Linked DNA regions of Mus musculus: regions 1, 2 and 3 are each linked to region 4. The links are chromatin loops, found by intact Hi-C in ENCODE. Cell type or tissue: heart. All regions are shown on one strand. Each heading gives the region's core, and the rest is flanking DNA. Links, peaks and the distances in the headings are about the cores only.

Region 1 (4,591 bases), core at 345-4,344, 460 kb after region 4:
AGAGTAATTTATCTCCCTCCTAGAGCTTCAGAGTCTCACCAACGTTCACACCAAGAGTTTATCTCAGAACTTCCTTGGGTTCAAATCTGGGAGCAATTTTAGTGTTTTCTTCTGGCTTAGGGTCTCATAGGAGGGGGCAATTTAGCAGTTATTAACAGATGCACCTAACTCTAGAGCAAGTGCTTCCTTGCTCACTTCTGGGGTTGATCCCTTGGGCACTGACTAGCTCAGGCCTCAGATTCCTTGTGGCTTGCTTCCTTTAAGCTCTTTCTTAAGAGGGTGGCTCTGCTAAGAAAGAGAGATCTTGGAGTAAAATGAAAACAAAGGCTGCAACATTTTCATAGTCTGCTCTGGGCAGAGGCATATCCCATTACTCCTGCCAGATTCTACAGTACACAGCTTCCACTCTTTTGTCATGGGAATTAATTTTAATACCTTCAGGGATGTAAAGGACACATTCTGAAAGTGCTTGATTCTCTGTACAATACCACTAAGCTGTCCTTTTTAACCTTTGATGAGTCACAAGTTATAGCTTCAGAAAACTACAGGATATAAAGAGTTTAAATATTACAGGAAAGAACATTTTAATAGCACTACTGGTTAATCAATATTATAAAAATGTAGTATTAATTAATGGTTTCCACTAAATATAAAGGATATTTTTTTCTGAAACTGGAAATTTTACCAGTTAAGAGCCAGTATTCAACCTTAAATATGGCAGACTTATACCCTTTCCTCATAAGGCTCAGAAATTTTCCTGGGACAGGGGTTAGAAAGATTTTAAGAACTAGATGTGATAGATAACTTCAAGAAGATGAGGTTTTCCCAGCCAGCTTCATATATGAACTCACAATGACTATGATCCCAACCACAACATAAATCCAAACTTAAGCCAGAAAAGAAATCCCAGGATGTATGGAGCTGACAAACAAAATACCACCATTAACTGAAAAGATATTGACATCTAATAGCAGCTATAAGGAGAAGCATTTATTTATAATGTGTAGTCCTTGGTGGGACAAACATATTTCAGACAAAGCTCCAACAAAATAGTGCCTGGTCAACACATAAATTCCATGGAGTGAGGATGGGGGAGCTTAAAGATAACGTGGCAGAGAGACTATAACGAAGATGATGACTATAGGAAGAATTTGGGAAGGAGATGCTATAATTAAAATCCATCAGATGAAATTCTCAAACAATTAATAAAAACATGTTTTTTAAACAAAAGAGTAAGTAGTACTCAGGCAAACTACCCAAATTCAGATGCTCATGTTGACCATAATGGGTTTCAGCTCACAACTGCTCTAACTCCATCTCCAGTGGTTTGTTTGCCGTCTTCCGGTTTCTGTGGGCCCCGGCACACAGGAGGCACACACACATATACATAAATGAAAATAAAGAGAGAACCACAAAAGAGAGAACATATTTGACTCAGACATTACTTTCAATAAAGAAATAAAAACATCATGGCCCATGAAAACAGCCATTGAAAAATTATTTAATATCTTTATTTTATGGAAATTCAAACCTTTTACCCCAAACTTCTACCCTTTCATATTTATTTGATTAAAATTTTCATTTGAAGTAGGCTTGAAAATACATATAGTATTACATGTACTTGAAAAGGAATTAATATCTTTTCTTTTATTTGAGAACCCAAAGTAGTTGGAAGTTCTTCGACATAAAACTGAATCTTAATAAATTGACCATAATTAATCAACAAACATAGACATAAACATTGAAGATATATTTCAGGTGAAACTTATTTCTTTTCACTGACTTCAAATTAGATTGCTTCCCCCACACAAACTAACACTTACATTCGATTGACATGTTTTTTATTTGAGGATAATTCATATATTTTATGTATGTCATTCCTTCAAACATTAGCTACTCATTTCTGGTAAGAATGAGACCAGGTAAACTTCAAACAAGAGACATACAAGCAATTGCAACTTGTAACACCAAGGGTACGTATCACTCAATGTTACCAGATCTGTAATCCAAAATATATGTATCTAATAGCAAACAGTATCAGGAAAGCCAGGATAAAGAGAGTTGGGTGGTGCATGGACAGGAAAATACTTTAAAAGAAATAAGAACCTAATCCTATTCTTTAGTTAAATTCAAAGGAGAGGGCTTCTTATGGAGCTAAGCTGGTTGCAAATGAGACTGGAGAACACTAAAGTGTTGGTCCTGGACTTTCAGCAAAAGGGCCATTCAGTGTAGCCACAGACTAAGACAGCTGGACTGAATCAAGTGCTCAAGTAAAGCTTACCTTGATTTTAAATAGCTGTGTTAAATATTACAGTAAAGAAATTAAAATGTATGCCACACGGAGAGCCTAAGGGCCTGGATTAAATTGCTGAGACTTCTGCATGTGGATTGTGCCCTCGGTATATGCAATATTCAATGTTATTTTGGTGGTGTGTAAATTTTTCCAGCATGCTTTTCTGGTATGTGTCAGAGGTTCTCACTGTGCCTACTTGTTACAATAAAAGCTCCCTCCCTCACTGACTGTCTTCTTAGCTCACAACATCTACAAGCTCTTCTGCTCCCTCCTCTGGAAGGTGACAGAAATTGACTAAGAAAGTACTTGAGGATGATTCTCCCATTCTAATAAACTATGGGGTAGATTTTTGTCTACACAGCTGTGTTAACAGTCGTCAAACTCTTGCTCAGTCTCCATCATATTATAACACAATAGAACCTTGAACACTCACCAACAGATATTTAACATATTTTCTTAATACTGTGCTGGATGTCACTGATTTCACCGTGTCATGAATTATGCTTACATTGTCAGAAGTTTAAAAAGAAGTGGTTAAATTATTCTGAGCTTCAAATGAGCTGCACCATACATAATGTTAAGGCACCTCCACACCCTGCATATTGACCTGGGTTTTTGGATGTTCAGAAGCCCAGTTTCTGACAGCTTGTTTGAGGTCGGCTTCCTCACACAGTTGCTTCTTATCACTTAATTTGGAGGTTGTCTGGGACAGAACTTAGCTTTTCTAGCTTTGTGGGAAAATTATCTTAACTATTACTGGTTTTCTTGAGATAACCACACTCTCTGTTAGAACTTCTCAGTTCTACATGACAATGTTGAGAAACATGCAGTAGATCTCTTGTGGTCTTCCATAATTCTATGTAGTGTTCTGGTACCCCAGTTGTTACCATTTTCCCTCATTAAAAATATACTTCCTAGATTTTCTACACCTTTCTACTGTTATTTCATCAAAATTTCAAATAAGAACTGAGTTCTTAGGTATTGACCAGGAAATGAAAAACTTGGTGTAACTCGGTAGGTGAATGGAAGCATTTCTTCCTTTGGTGTACTAGTTGTTGTTTCCACTGTTTTTACATTTTTGATTTGTGTCTTTGTGTGGCACATATGTGTACTTGTGTATCTTTGTGTGTATGTCAATATGTTCACATGTCTGAATACATGTGGCAGCCAGAAGTCCACTTATGTGTCTTCCTCAGTTTTTAAACACAGGCTCTCTCGGCACCTGAAGCTCAATGATCAACTCATCTAGCTAGTCAGAAAATTCCTGAAACCCCCGTGTCTCCTACCTAGTGCTATTCAAGGCGCTGCCTGGTTAGTATGAGAGTGCTGAGATTCAGTACAGATTCTTATGGTATGTGGTAAGCACTTCACCAACTGAGCTATCTCCTCAACCTCTAGACAGCTCACTTTCCCCACGTGTGAAGCCAGAACAAATGGTCTCATTGTGAATCTATAATTCAGGTCTTGCCATACTCTGATTTATATGGATCATTAGTTGGAAAAAGGTTTTATTGGCGCTGTAACAGTACACCTATTAGAAAAGACAGAGTCAGTCTGTCACCATGACTACACAAGGTAACACAAATTGACATGGTTTTGAAAAAGCACCTGAATCAACCATTTCTTCTAAATTTAGATAAATAGGGTGATGATTACCCACTGAGATTTTCATTGAAATTTGTGAATGCTTTACACATTCTAGCTGGTGAGATATTTCTCTAGCAGAACCCACTGTTGGTTATGAGCTCATTTATTACTTCAAATCATTTTATTAATCCAGTTTCATAAAATCTGGTTAATTTTCAATTTTTAAACACTATTTAAATAATACAAAATATGAGAACAACTAAATTCTGTTCACCTGTTTTTAATCAAAATTCTACAGCGTTCCTTAAAGGAATTTTAAAAAATTATTTGGCATAAATATTATTGGTTTGGTATCATTTTATATCCAAATGCTCAAGTGTTTTTCAAATAAAAGTTTACGTACAGTAACATTTCATTAAACAGTCCCTTTTTAACTTAAAAAATGTTTATTGTTTGTTTTAATTTTGGTATTTTAGGTCTGTGCATCCCTGGCTGTCTTGCAATTTTCTGTCCTTCTGCCTTGGTCTCCAATTTCTTGAATTATAGGTGTTATCATACCAGGCGTCAGATGTCAACTGACATACTTAGAAGACAGAATTGAAAAAATTGCCTCTGACACATATGCCTGTGACTATCTCTGTAAGACATAGTTTTTATTAGATATTTTTTTTATTTACATTTCAAATGCTATCCTGAAAGTTCTCTATACTC
Region 2 (4,591 bases), core at 281-4,280, 170 kb before region 4:
ACTGTTACTGTGGAAATGGCTGTGAGGGGAAGAACATGAGTCTGTATGTTTGTAAGTATACCCAATGATGAGCACAGAAGAAACAATCCTCTTTCAGGTCCCCAAGCTTTGCAATTGTGCTTGGCCTCTGCTGGCAGTGAAGCATGGCACACAGGAGACTACAGATCAAGGATCCACATTGTCATTCTTAAATAACAACATATGCCATTGCTGATCTTGGGCTATTGACAAAACTGCCAGGCTCATTACTCAAAAGATGTTGCTCATATTACTTTAGATCCCAGTCTCAATCTTTTATATGTCTGTATATCCTCTCCAATTTCTAACACATTAAAGCACTAATTAACCCCAATAGCCCTGAGCGAAATAAATAGTGTCTGTGGTTTTCTAACACCTGACTTTTAATTATACTGCAGAGCTACACACACACACACACACACACACACACACACACACTCAGAGGACATAGATTTATGAAATGAAATAGAAGAGACAACAACAACCTATAACAATGTCCTTTGGCAAATAGTGTTTTGGAAACTGCATAGTCACACACAGAAGATGGATATTCCAGTCTTATTTCTTACAGTGTACAAAACTTAGTTAACAAAGAAATAAATGAATCAAAATAAGACCCTAAGCTTTGAAATTAATAGTAGCAAAAAAGAAGACAAAGTATTTTAATAATTAAAAGTCTTTTGAGCTACAAAAGATATAATTATCAGTATGAAGAGACAGTATACAAAATGGAAAAATTCCTTAACAGATATTCACAAAATTGGGAATTATTAATAATATATAAAATATATAACTTATGTAAGACATTAGCTACAATAAACATAGATCATTGTACTAGTAAATGGACAAATGAAAGAGTCAGTTAATTTCTGAAAGACAGAGTGGAAATTGCCAATAAATCCACTAAGAAATGCTCACCCTCCTTATCAACAGGGAAAACCAAATCAAAACTACACCCAGAGCCCATTCCACCAAAGCCTGCATGGCTGTCATCTAAAAAGCAAACAAGTGCCAGCAAGCTATCATGAAAATAATCACTTATAAAAACATTTGATGATAATGTTGATTAGCTGAACTGCTAATGGAATCAATATAGAAATATCTAAATATAGAAATATCTATAGTACTCTAAGTACCCCTTTCCATCTAACCGGAGCACTTTGGGATTATACCTGAAAGCATCACTGTTTTACTATAGTGATACAGACATATCCATATTTACTGCTAGATTAAGCACAGTCACCAAGTAACGGAGTCAACTTCCGTTTCTACTAACACAGAGTGTGTAAAGATGGTGTGGACATACACACAATAAAGTTTCATTCTGTCACAAAGAATGAAACTTCGAGGCTAAAGAGTACACCATCCTGTTAAACAGATTCAGAAAAGCAAACACTGTTTTTTCTCTTCCTGGTAGGATCCATTTAGACAATTTAGGAAAAAGCTGAGAGTCTACTGAGTGGCGGTGTGAAGGTGTAAAGGGCCTAGAGGAGGCAATGAGGGGTGAATATGGCCAAAGTATATTATATAGTCATATGATAACAGTGTAATGAGACCCAGCATTTAGTAATGCATATGTACATTTTGTAAGGTATATGTAATGTGAGGGCATCACGAGAAATAATGCTTTACAAAAATTCTGTTTATCGCAATGTGTGGGATTATGCTGGTAAAATCATAAACCAAGAGCCGAAAACTTGATGGTTCAAAAATGGCAAGTTTGATATGAAATTTTGTTCCTTAATTTTAAAACTGGATTGTTTGCCTGCGCATTCCCACACGCAGGTGTCTGGCTGATCAATGCTGCTTGGTTTCAAACCTCGGCCTCACGGCCACTCTGCTTTACCTCCTCTGCTCACTAGCTCACGTAACCTGAAGGGAAATGTATGCCGGCTCTATGCTTCGCCTCACATCCATTTAGTCCTCAAATGAAATTCCATTATTTCTGCCCTCTGGTTGGCTTGACTTTTCTTTATTTCTCCGAGTCATTTCTAATTGTCAGCTTCATCAGGATTCTACTATAAGTTTCTTCCAAACTAGATTTTAAAGGCTGCTTTACCACAGCTTTATCTCATCAGGTCAAATTCCTATGGAAGTGTAGATAATTCTTCAGAAGAGCTGTAATTTAACAGAACTTTATTCATAAAATGCGGTTAAAGACACTTGCTTCATTAGCTAGTCTATTTTTAATTAGAAAGTTGTACATGTGGTACAGACATTTTTCTTTGAAAATATATTTAATAGAGAAAATATTTATACTCCCTTTCCTCTGAAATGCAGAATCTAGTTTTGAAGATCAATTATTATGAAGAAAAATTATTTTAAAAATAGGCCCATGCTCTAATGTCTGAAGGAAAAAGCATAAAGTGATAGAGACATAAATAAATGAAAAGGAAGCTTTGATGCAGACTTGATACCATTTGATAAAGCTCATCAAATGAGGTCCTCATCATTCTTTGTCCTTGAGATGTTTTTCTTTTTTTTTACTTTTTTCTTTCTTGTAGGCTCATCTCTCTCTTCCTCTCTCTTCACCCCTCTCTTCCGCTCTCAGATTTATTGATTCATTTATTTATGTATTTTATATATGTGGGTATTTTGTCTTCATGTAAGTTATTGCACACGAGAAGAGGGCATGAGATCCACATCAGACACTATGGCACTACTACAGTGACAGATGGTTGTGAGTCACTGTGTAGATATTGGGGAATGAACTCAGGACCTCTGGAAGAGCACCCAGGACTCTTAATCACTGAGCCTTACCTCTAGTGGATTCTTTTAAGATTGTTTTTAAAATTTATTTATTTATTTATTTAAATGTATGGGCACTCTGCATGTACATCTGAGTACCAGATGAGAGTATCAGATCCTCTTACAAATGGTCCTGAGCCATCATAGTGTTGGGAATTGAACTGAGGACCTTATTTATTTATTTATTTATTTATTTATTTATTTATTTAAATGTATGGGCACTCTGCATGTGCATCTGAGTACCAGATGAGAGTATCAGATCCTCTTACAAATGGTCCTGAGCCATCATGGTGTTGGGAATTGAACTGAGGACCTTTGGGAAAGAAGCCAGTAATCTTAATCACTAAGCCATCTCACTAGTAGTCCCCTCTATTTTATTTTTATTTTTATTTTTATTTTTATTTTTTAAGGCAAATTGTGTCATTCACTTCCTATGTCCTGTTAACCTAATCTGCAGTAGGTGACAATGCTAACATCATCATAATAGCAAGCAGATGATCCCTTGGGAAGCTCGGTCCCACTGGAGCTTCCAAACGTGCTCACCCACTGGAGCAAGCGAGCTGCTACTACTTCATAAACGTTCACAATCTTACCCAGCTGAATTCAGATAATATCTTGGTGAAAGCAATTTGATTTGAAAATGGGCATATCAAAATAATAAAACTTACCAAGTGTCTGCTAAGAAAAGTAAGCAAAATTGACCATTTTGGCAAAATCGTCATCATAGGTTAACTCAAAAGGTACCAGGACTTGAATGAAAAATATAATTGTGTAGTCTCAGTTGCTGATATGCCTGCTTGCAGAGAAAAACATTTCTTTGAGAAGTACAGGGAAGAAAAGAAAAAAAGAAAGGTGAACTCTATTCTTTTGTAATTTTCATTTATTCTTTCTATCATTGATTATAAAAGTAAGAGCCTTGTCACTCAATGTCCTGGAAATTGTCGGTCTGAGCACCTCTGAGGATGATGTTACAAGTGGAGATACTTCTGTGTAGTTTCTGACCTTTTGCAGAAAAACCTACATTCCAACTAGGCTCAGTAATGACTGATGGTTATAGTCAACTTTCAGTAGCAATACAATTGAGATAGATGGAAGGAGTGGTAGGCAGAGGAAGAGTCAGGGACGATTAGGGCGACATTAGGTAATGTCAGACCAATACTTCCAATCAGGAGCTGATGTGCTGCCATCCCTGCAAAGACAAGTCAAGGACTGCCTCGCCTCTTTAAATGGCTATTTTCCGATGACTTCCTGAAAACAGCTGTGACTGCTCATCTCCCTTTTGACACCCTATTGAAATGAGGGGATGCTGACATGAGAATCCCTAACTACTGTTGAGGAATCTAGAGAAAGTTGCCAGTTTGACCCAGAGGCTGAGGCCCTTTGCTTCTTACCCAAGCAGCTGTAGATCCATGAAAATCAATAGTCTTCTGTAATTTTGGCCCCGTTTCACACTAAAGCCACGTGTAGCTGAGCAAAACCAAAGGAGACTGACCAAAAAAATCTGGCCTAGTTATGCAGGCTTACTAAGCAGCTGCCAGGCCATGAACTGGAATTTCAGGAATTCAAGCCCCTTTTTAATATGATGCTGACAGCCTAGAAGAATAACTGTTTGGTCGTGTGTGTGTATTTTTCTGCTACATAACCATGTCTCTGGGTCACTTGAGTATATGGAAAAAAAGCCCTACATGGAGACACTGAGAACCTGGCTTTGTTGCAAAATGTGTGACCTCTTTGCAGGCCCCAGCTTTATCATCTGCAAAATGCTCTCCTTTGACAGCTCCAGGGACCACCTTGGTTTTCCCACCTGCCATCATGCTTTTTACTG
Region 3 (4,000 bases), core at 1-4,000, 190 kb before region 4:
TGCATGGGAAGATAGGAACACCTTTCCCAACCCTGAAGTCAGGAAATGCTATGAATCTCCATCCCAATTGCTGATGCCCTCTCGCTATAGTGTCAAGATGAAAGAGTATTTTCCTTGATCGTTTATGTCTTAAATTAGTGGAAAGTGCTATTCCACACAGTAAAGGCAAAAAGCTAGATCCAGAACATCTAGCAAAGCCTAGAAATTGCACATTCCAGCATCACAGACGACTAAGGAACAACTCTGTGATACCAGCTGTTGTGTTCTATGGGCAGAGCATACACTATGTTTCAGGAAATCAGAGACTTCACTGTGTTGCTCTACCCTGCACATTGCAGCCTCAGCACTCCAAGTGAAGCACTTGAAGCTGAACTGACCCTCCAAAGTGCTACCAGGCAAATCTCTTCTCTTCATAAAGTAGAGTCAGTGTTGTTCTACTCAGTCTGGCCACAGGTGGATCTTGCCCATGATATGAACATATTCAGTGGATATAGACATACCCAATGTCATAAACAAGGGTAGAATAAACCTCAACACAACAACAGTTAGTGATTACAATGCCCTACCAGAACCTTAATACACTTCACACACACACACACACACACACACACACATCCACACACACTACATACATATATACATGCATACCGACATAATACATAGAAAAGAAACTCCAGAGTCATATGACACTAGAGATTAATTGGATGTAAGGGACATCACACAATAGTCCATTCAGTTGCCTCAGACTGTACATTCTTCTAATCACATAAAATGTTTTACAAGATATAACAAATTTCACATAATAAAATTAAAATAGCCAGGCAGTGGTGGCACACACCGTTAGTCCCAGCACTTGGAAAGCAGAAGCAGAAGGATTTCTGAGTTTGAGACCAGGCTGGTCTACAGAGTGAGTTCCAGGACAGCCAGGGTTACACAGAGAAACCCTGTCTCCAAAAACCAAAATAAATAAATAAATACATAAATAAATACATAAATAAATAAATAAATAAATAAATAAATAAATAAATAAATAAAATTAAAATTAAAATAATTTGTACAGAGGAGTGGTGAGATGGCTCAGTGGGTAAGAGCACTCACTGACTGCTCTTCCAAAGGTCCTGAGTTCAAACCCCAGCAACCACATGGTGGCTTACAACCGTCCATAGTGAGATATGATGCCCTCTTCAGCTGTGTCTGAAGATAGCTACAGTGTAGTTACATATAATAATAAATAAAATCTGTAAAAAAAAATGTACATTTTATCTGGTCAGCAAGAAATAAACTCAAAACCTCAAACCTCAAATAACTCCAAATAAACTCAAAAATTGTAAAAATAAACTCAAACTACAGAACTAAAGAAGACAGCCAAACCATTAAAGATTAAGGAAGAAATATTAAATGATCAGAGAGCTAATTGTTAGATCAACAAGAAAGTTAACAAAAACAGAAACAAAAAATATCTCAACAACAACAAAGCCCCAGCCAATAAAAGCAAAAGTGTGACTCATTAGCTACGGAATTGTAACAAAAGCTGATCAAAGAAGGACATTTGAAGCTGTGAATGCTCACATTAAATATGAGAATATTAAAATAAATAACTAAACAAAGAAACTTAAGGTTTAAGAAAAGCAGAGAGAGACAAATTCTGTCGGCCGAAGACAAAAACAATGTTAAAAACTAAAAAGGAAGTAAATATAATTAGTAAGACAAAGGTTTGAGTCTTTTAAAAGATTGGGTAAAATGGACAAGCAGCCAAACTAAGGAGAGAGAATGAAGGGGGAGGTGTGGGGCAGTGGGCAGAGATAAAAACACTAGCAATACCCAGAGGGTAGTTATATACTGTTTTGAAAATGTATTCTGAAAAAGAAAAACAAAAAAGCCAAGACCATCTTTTTAAAAATCAGTAAATTTCTAGACATATAATGTAACAAGTTTGAACCAAGATAGAAACTTACTATATGTACAGACAAATGGGTTTAAACTCCTACAAGGATGATCTTGAAAATTTTTACATGTGATTTGTCAGTATTCCACTAGATGGCAGACAAAATCTAATGTTAGCTCAATGAGAAAGGAAAAGGAGGAAAAAACAAAGAGCAAGTCATTCTATGGTAAGAACAGGCTGCTGGCTTTGAAAGGCTTATTCAATTCGTTGACATAAAACCTTGCACTAATTGAACATATGTATAGGTGCTTCATATACTGTACTTTGTAAACACCTTTTAGTTGACGCCATGGCATGCCTACATATGTAAATAAGGACTTATTTGTTATATTGGATAAAGAATGGATTGAAACTTGGGTCTTGGTATAGTTCCTTCTCCTACCTTCTTCCTTCATTTCATTTCTTTTCTTTTCTTTTCCCCTTCCTTTTCTTTTTGCCTCTAGCTAGCAAATGCTATGAGTTGGAAGCACCTCATCCACCTTACATTTTAATTGTCATTGAATGTCCCTAAAATCTCAGACTAAAGTGTCTTGATATTTTTCAATCATCTGAGAGAATACACAAGATTTTTGGATTTTCTTAATAAATAAATGGGCAACCAGGGAAGAAATAAATAGAAAGGCTATTTTCAGAATGATTTGCCACAAAACAGGAAAATTAAGAGAGATGTGTGTTTGTTTTTATGTGAAAAGTTGAGAGAGATAAGGACAGGTCTTGCAAAATATGATGTTAATGTGTTGACTGACAGGCTTTTACCTGAATAGTTCTAGAATGGGTGGCAGCAGATCTGGACACCCATGGATGGAACAATGTGGAAGAGGTCAAAGTGAGAGACCAAATCTCTTAAGTTCAGACTCCATTTTTCAAAACTTGAACTCGGGTAAATTAACAGGCCGGTACCTAACATTAGTTTCCAAGTTACTACCTCCTCCCCCCACAACAAAACCCAAGCCTAGCTCCACTTTCTAAACTAACCCCAACAGACCAGAGTCAATTTCCCCCAACAATCCAGTGTTTCCCAGTAAATTCCCACCAAGCCTGCCCTTGTCTGACTACTACCAATGCAGAGGGAAAAGAAGTTAAGTTTGTGGTTTGACTCCCAGCACCAGCCAATTATGCTAAAGGCCACAGTAGCTCTCCAATTAGATGCTTGCCAGGCTAGAAATGCTCACTCCCCACTTGTTGCTTTCTATAAAGCCTTACCCCAATTGATGTGGGCACACATCTCCACCAAAACAATCCTGCAGGTAGGCACTGGGCCGAGGGGCCCAAGCTAGCTTGAATAAAGGCCCTGTTGTGATTTGCGTTGGATCAGCTCCTGTCTGTTTTGGGAGGGGTTCACTAACACTTTCTTGGCACTACAAACAGATATGAACATCAAATATCTTACACCCCTGAGGATGGGACAAGAGCTCCTCAAAGTTCAAAGAAGATGAAAATGTTGCCTGTTTTGTACTCTGATATAAGGTTCAGTTTATCCAACGCATTGAGAAGCACACACAAGAGCCCAGGAGAGTAAGCACAAAATGATAACTGAAAGGCACTCTTCCTGGCATCGCAGCAAGAAGTAAATCAAAGCAGAGGACTGAGTAGGTGACATGAGGAATTCAGCACTCATCTGCCTTCTATAATTTAACAATTATGCAATCACTCTCTCACTTTGTTTTTTATTAGATAAGCTACTTCTCCCAACTAGCACCATGTGAACGTATGCAGGTCATTTTCCACAGGGGGCCTATAGTGGCTTTAGAATATGTATGTGGTTTTTGCTATTTCCATCCAGGAAGGGATCCTGGTTCTCCCTCTGTATGTGTTGGCTTCAATAATTAATTTAAGAGCATGTGCTGAATTGATAACCGCTTTATACAGGTCAAATCCGATAATATAGCTTTGTCTTTCTGTTAAAACATGACAATTTGGACCTTGAGGTCATCGTAAGATCAGCTTGGCTACATTCTGTGAAAGACAACATAGAGAGAGGAAAATGACTACAGTTTCATAATACCTCCATTCCCAACTAAGAGATGAGTCCTCCATCTTCCTCAATATGAAGGT
Region 4 (4,591 bases), core at 300-4,299:
CCATGCTCACTAATTCTTCTGGATTAATTGCCTCTGAAATAGTGTTTCCATACATAAATCTACCTGTGCTCCATCCCTGATTATTAAACCACCCCAATCAGCTATCTGCCAGTGCATGCAGATGACCAGGCAGTGGTTAAGTGATGCAGATGAGGTAACCATGGACTCCTGCCAGATTTAAACCAATGACCTCGTGGTGAGTAATCCACTGGAGCCCCATATCCACCAAGGCATATTTTACATAAATCATCCAGAGAGTGCGCCATCAAAATTTCAAACAATGAATCAAAGAGACAATATTCTTGCTTGAAAATTGTAGCTATAAAATTAATATAAGCTATTAACTAATGTCTAAGTATAAAGGGAGGCCAGGTACTGTTAGAACAAACCTATATGAGCCCCACTGGCCATCAGAAATCCCATCACTTCTCATATAGTGTAATTATACAGTAAAATGACAAGCAGGTCTAGTCTGGAAATGCAACCTTACAGATCTTGTGTTATATGGCTTTTTTAAATTGAAAATACATTATTGATTCTATTCAATAAGGAAGTGAGGTTAAAAATTGAAAAGGCTGTTTCTCTGACACAGAAGGAAAGGACAATTAAACACAGCATGCAATCTCAAAGAAAAATCTAAACTGGTCTCATTGGTAGCACATATGCTGCAAGAGTGCAACATGAAACTCTCTGCCTCTACCACACAGATGGAGGAGACCCTAGAGATGTTTGTGTTGGTAATTTTCAAAAGAAACAGTTTCTTCCTGCTTCCACAACCTCTTCACCCTGTCATCCCTAAATTAACTTAGAAGAAAATTGATTTTTATGGGTGACTTTCCCTTAGAATTTTACCCCTGGGATTTGTTGACTTAGTAGTTAAAACCAGGGGGAAGGGATACTATTAATATGTCCAACCTTAGTCTGTTTATTAACCAAGTTAGAGACATTTGTACATTTTTACATATTGCTATTACCAGTACATAATCCGATATGCCTCCCCTAAAAGAGATATGCTCCATAAATTGCGAAGAACATTGCCTAGATGACATGGGAGATCAGACAGTGCTGATCTATCTATCAGAACACCCTGGTTTCAGTCCGACCTAGTGATGGGCTGTGACTGCCATCCCCCGCCCAAGTCCTTTACAACTTAGTCCCTTTAACTCGCACACTTAAAAGTGATGGCTAGTGCTTGGTCATCTATTATGAGTAAATACGAGAGTATAAATATATTATGTAGCTTCCACCGGTGTTTTTCCCCTTAGAAGGCACTGGAGCAACTTAAAGTCTTGGCAGGTGCCACAGCCTCCAGTCAGGCTCAGCTCCTCCCGGAGCGCTTTCCTCATGAGTCGCGTGGGCTCCTAAGAAAATACTCAGACTTGAGCACACCAAAGGAAAAACAAGTCAGTACACAGACCCAGAAAAGTTCTATTTCAGTAACTGAGTAAGACTGAAAATCTGAGTCCGGCTTACCGAGGTGGGAAAAGATCCAGGAGAAGTCAGCCACTTGCTCCGGGCTTGGATTTCCAGTCCCCTAGGTCCTTTCCCCAGAAGACCTTTAAAGACTTAGTGAGTCCGGAGGGTGGGATTCCTGCCGGCCGGTGCTGAGTTTCTTTGTAGCAGAATCCCGGGCGGCAGAGCCGCGGCACCCGGAGCCCTTCTCCACGTCGCTCAACCCCGCACCGCGGAGTGAATGGCAAGTGGCCGGGCGCCGGGGGCGAGCGCTCGGTGTCCGATTACAGCGACGCGGCGCGCGGCTGAGGCTGCCCGGGCGCACCGCCCAGCCGGCTGCAGCAGCGGCCCCGCGTGGCCCGCCGCATCTGCACGGGCCGCCGCCCCACCCAGGGAGCGCCTGGCCGCGGGTGGCAGCGAGCCTGAGGGCGGAGCACAGGCTGGCCTGGGCGCGGGAAGGCTCTGCTGCAGGCTAGACTCTTCTCCGTAGCGCTGCCTTTGGCAGTGAACAGTCGCTGAGCGCGCTCAGCCAGTTTTGCTATGCGCGCCTCTTGAAAAGCATGCAGGCTTGGCTACGCTGTAAATATCCGAGTGCAAAGCAGTTGTTTTGCCAGAGGAAGATTCCCTGCATCCTTTTAAGGCAAAGAGTTACCGTTTTAAACGGGCACGGATCTTGTCTTCACCCTGAAGCAAAATTTCTAAAGCTAGGGGAGAGTAACGTACGGTAACCCCCTTTCCCAGAAGTGTAATCTGTTGAGTATTGTTTCCTGCCGCGTTTCCCTAACGTCCTGAAATCAGTAATTATGCTGACCTTTCCACACTGAATCATATCCAGCACCTTCCTCTCCGGGACACTCCCAAAACAGAAGTTGTAAGAATTTTCACGTTTTTGTTTTGTTTTCAAGAATGCTGTTTCCAATGGTCCCAACACTTTGAGACTCATAAATCTACACACAGGCGAGTTATTTGCAGCCCTGCTTTCAGGAAAACTCGTTAAGCCGTGCAACTGACTTTGATGTGTGTGTGTGGAAGGGGGTTTCTTCTTCTGACTAGACTGAATTAAATGATTGAACATCAAAAGAAAAGACTTTCACTCCTTGTAAACTGAGCAGAGCTGGCTTAAAAAAAAAAAAATCACTGTTCGCTTCAGCCCAGTAGGTGTCACTGTGTGAGGGACCCTTGAGTGCAATTTATTCCCTGTGTATTTCCTCAGTTGCCTTACAAAATGAAGTAGAATCTTTACATTCTTATCAAAGTTGTCGCGGGAAACACCTCTAAGATTACAAAAGAGAATTCCCGCTCAGTCGGACCCAAGAAGGAGAGTTGCCGGAGTTAGTGATTAGAGGGCAGAATCTTTGTATCTATGTAGACACCGCCTCTGATGTCCAGTAGGTAGGATTGTCTGATTTTTGCCATATATTTGAGATATGTGAAAATCAAGTTAAAGAAGTTCATAATCGTTGCAAGATTCGCCTGCCTGAGATGGTTTGCATTTTAAGGTGGACTATCTCTGCGGTATACAGCTAAGTACATAGTAGACAAGGAACCTAAGTAGATTCCCTCAAAAAAACATGCATGAATGGGCAAGAGATGCTACAAAAGGCTCCACACCACTCATCACTTGAGCAATCCAAATGAAAGCCACAGGGAGATAACACTTCAAAGCTGTTGAATGGTTAATACCACAAAGAAAGAAGAAAAAACTTGCGGACAGTTTGCACAGACTGGGAGATGATACGAATTAGGGCAACTATTGTGGAAAACGGTATGAAGTATCTTTATAAACTAAAGATAAAACTAGCATATAACCCCTCAACCCCCCTCTAAATAATTACCCAAAGTACGGGGGGTCAGAAGATCTATATCTCTGTCTTTTCACGTCCCTTGGTCCAACGTTCATAATAGCCAGTCAGCCTAGGTGTCACTCACAGTCCTCATGAACCAACCAAGAGAATGTGCCTGGATTGGGGACACTATACCATAACTGCCACTGTATATACTTTCCAGACTTACAAAAGAGGAAACGCCTACCTTTTTCACAAACATGAAGAATGCCATGGTTGAGTGGAATAGGCCTAAAGCAAACAGGCAAATGTTCGGTGTCTTTATTTATCTATACAATTAACAGCCACTTTCTCAGAGAAAGAGATTAGAAAGGAGGCTACTACAGGGGATGTGATGGAAACTGAGTCAAACCAGATGAATAGTTTGACTTTGGTTTTAAATTCAATGGCACAGCATGGTGCATATGGATAACTGAATTGCATGCTTTCAATATTGGTAAGAGAATAAGTTTCTACCATTGTCACCTGAAATATTAAATGATAATTAGCAATTGCTCCTTATTAAGTTCAGATGTCATGCCACTACACGTTCCAGCAAATACAACTATCATTTAACTATGCATAATAAAATTAAGTCTACTTTCTTACACAGTGACAAGTTAAACTCAACAAATCAAAAATAATATTTCATGAATTATCTTCCAACTTATATGAGATCATTTTGAGAAAAGGTTATATTTAACAGATGTATTCTTTCAAAAATCAATATAGAAAGGATTAAGCTATCTTTTAGGACACAGATGTAATTAAAATGTGAGCAGCTTCTTGACAGAGGTTTACAAACCACGGGGGCAAATCAGAAACATCTGACTATATTGAAAAGCAATCAGGAATAAACATTATGTGTAGTTAATGTTTTTAAGAAATTAAGGTCACTGTTATGTCTTCCCCAGTTGTTTTCATATGGATGTAAGCAAAAACTGAATCTGTATCTTCAAGTGTACGAAATTCTCAATTGAATTGATAGGAAGATGATTAAACTATCAACTGAAAGCTGTGAAGCTATTTGACACGAATTAATATACAAACTCGGATAAAATAGAATTTTCTCACACACTGCTATGTAAATATCAAGACGATGAAGACAAACCACAAGCTGAATAAGAATCAAAAGTTGACCTAGGAGGGATTTTAACTTAAAACTAGGTACACAAGATCCCAGAGTATCGGTTCTGTGTTTCGTGACTACTCACGCAGCTTTGGAGAGTCTGACGAATAGCTTATATTTAATCACAGCCTGTGAAACTCGCACCAAGTTCCTCTCTACCAAGCCTGAGTGCATAGTTTTCAATGTG

The links. A loop is a pair of places that touch in the nucleus more often than their neighbours do. Peaks named below come from ENCODE experiments on the same cell type or tissue, not always from the same donor. Only the 100,000 strongest peaks of a DNase experiment are listed, where the experiment ranks them.
Region 1: a loop joins it to region 4, with 10 times the contacts of the local background. A loop is called at or near these places in 9 of 42 quality-filtered maps.
Region 2: it touches region 4 in a loop (3-fold over the local background); 2 of 42 quality-filtered maps call a loop at or near these places.
Region 3: it touches region 4 in a loop (13-fold over the local background); 14 of 42 quality-filtered maps call a loop at or near these places.

What each region holds. Positions count from the first base shown.
Region 1 is chr5:17,110,186-17,114,776 of GRCm38, reverse strand. No RefSeq gene overlaps it. Among named protein-coding and RNA genes, the nearest start is that of Speer4f2, 260 kb to the left of the region's middle. In heart, for the core only: a CTCF peak has its summit at 2,576; no DNase peak of the experiment used is centred there.
Region 2 is chr5:17,739,693-17,744,283 of GRCm38, reverse strand. No RefSeq gene overlaps it. Among named protein-coding and RNA genes, the nearest start is that of Cd36, 94 kb to the left of the region's middle. In heart, for the core only: no CTCF peak of the experiment used is centred there; no DNase peak of the experiment used is centred there.
Region 3 is chr5:17,764,286-17,768,285 of GRCm38, reverse strand. No RefSeq gene overlaps it. Among named protein-coding and RNA genes, the nearest start is that of Cd36, 70 kb to the left of the region's middle. In heart, for the core only: a CTCF peak has its summit at 2,028 (motif pointing right); no DNase peak of the experiment used is centred there.
Region 4 is chr5:17,571,848-17,576,438 of GRCm38, reverse strand. Sema3c (sema domain, immunoglobulin domain (Ig), short basic domain, secreted, (semaphorin) 3C) reads right to left here and starts at 1,623. Exons shown (of 18, transcript NM_013657.5): 1 at 1,474-1,623. In heart, for the core only: CTCF peaks have their summits at 1,849 and 2,617 (motif pointing right); a DNase peak (open chromatin) is centred at 1,798; H3K4me3 peaks cover 2,504 bases; H3K27ac peaks cover 1,411 bases.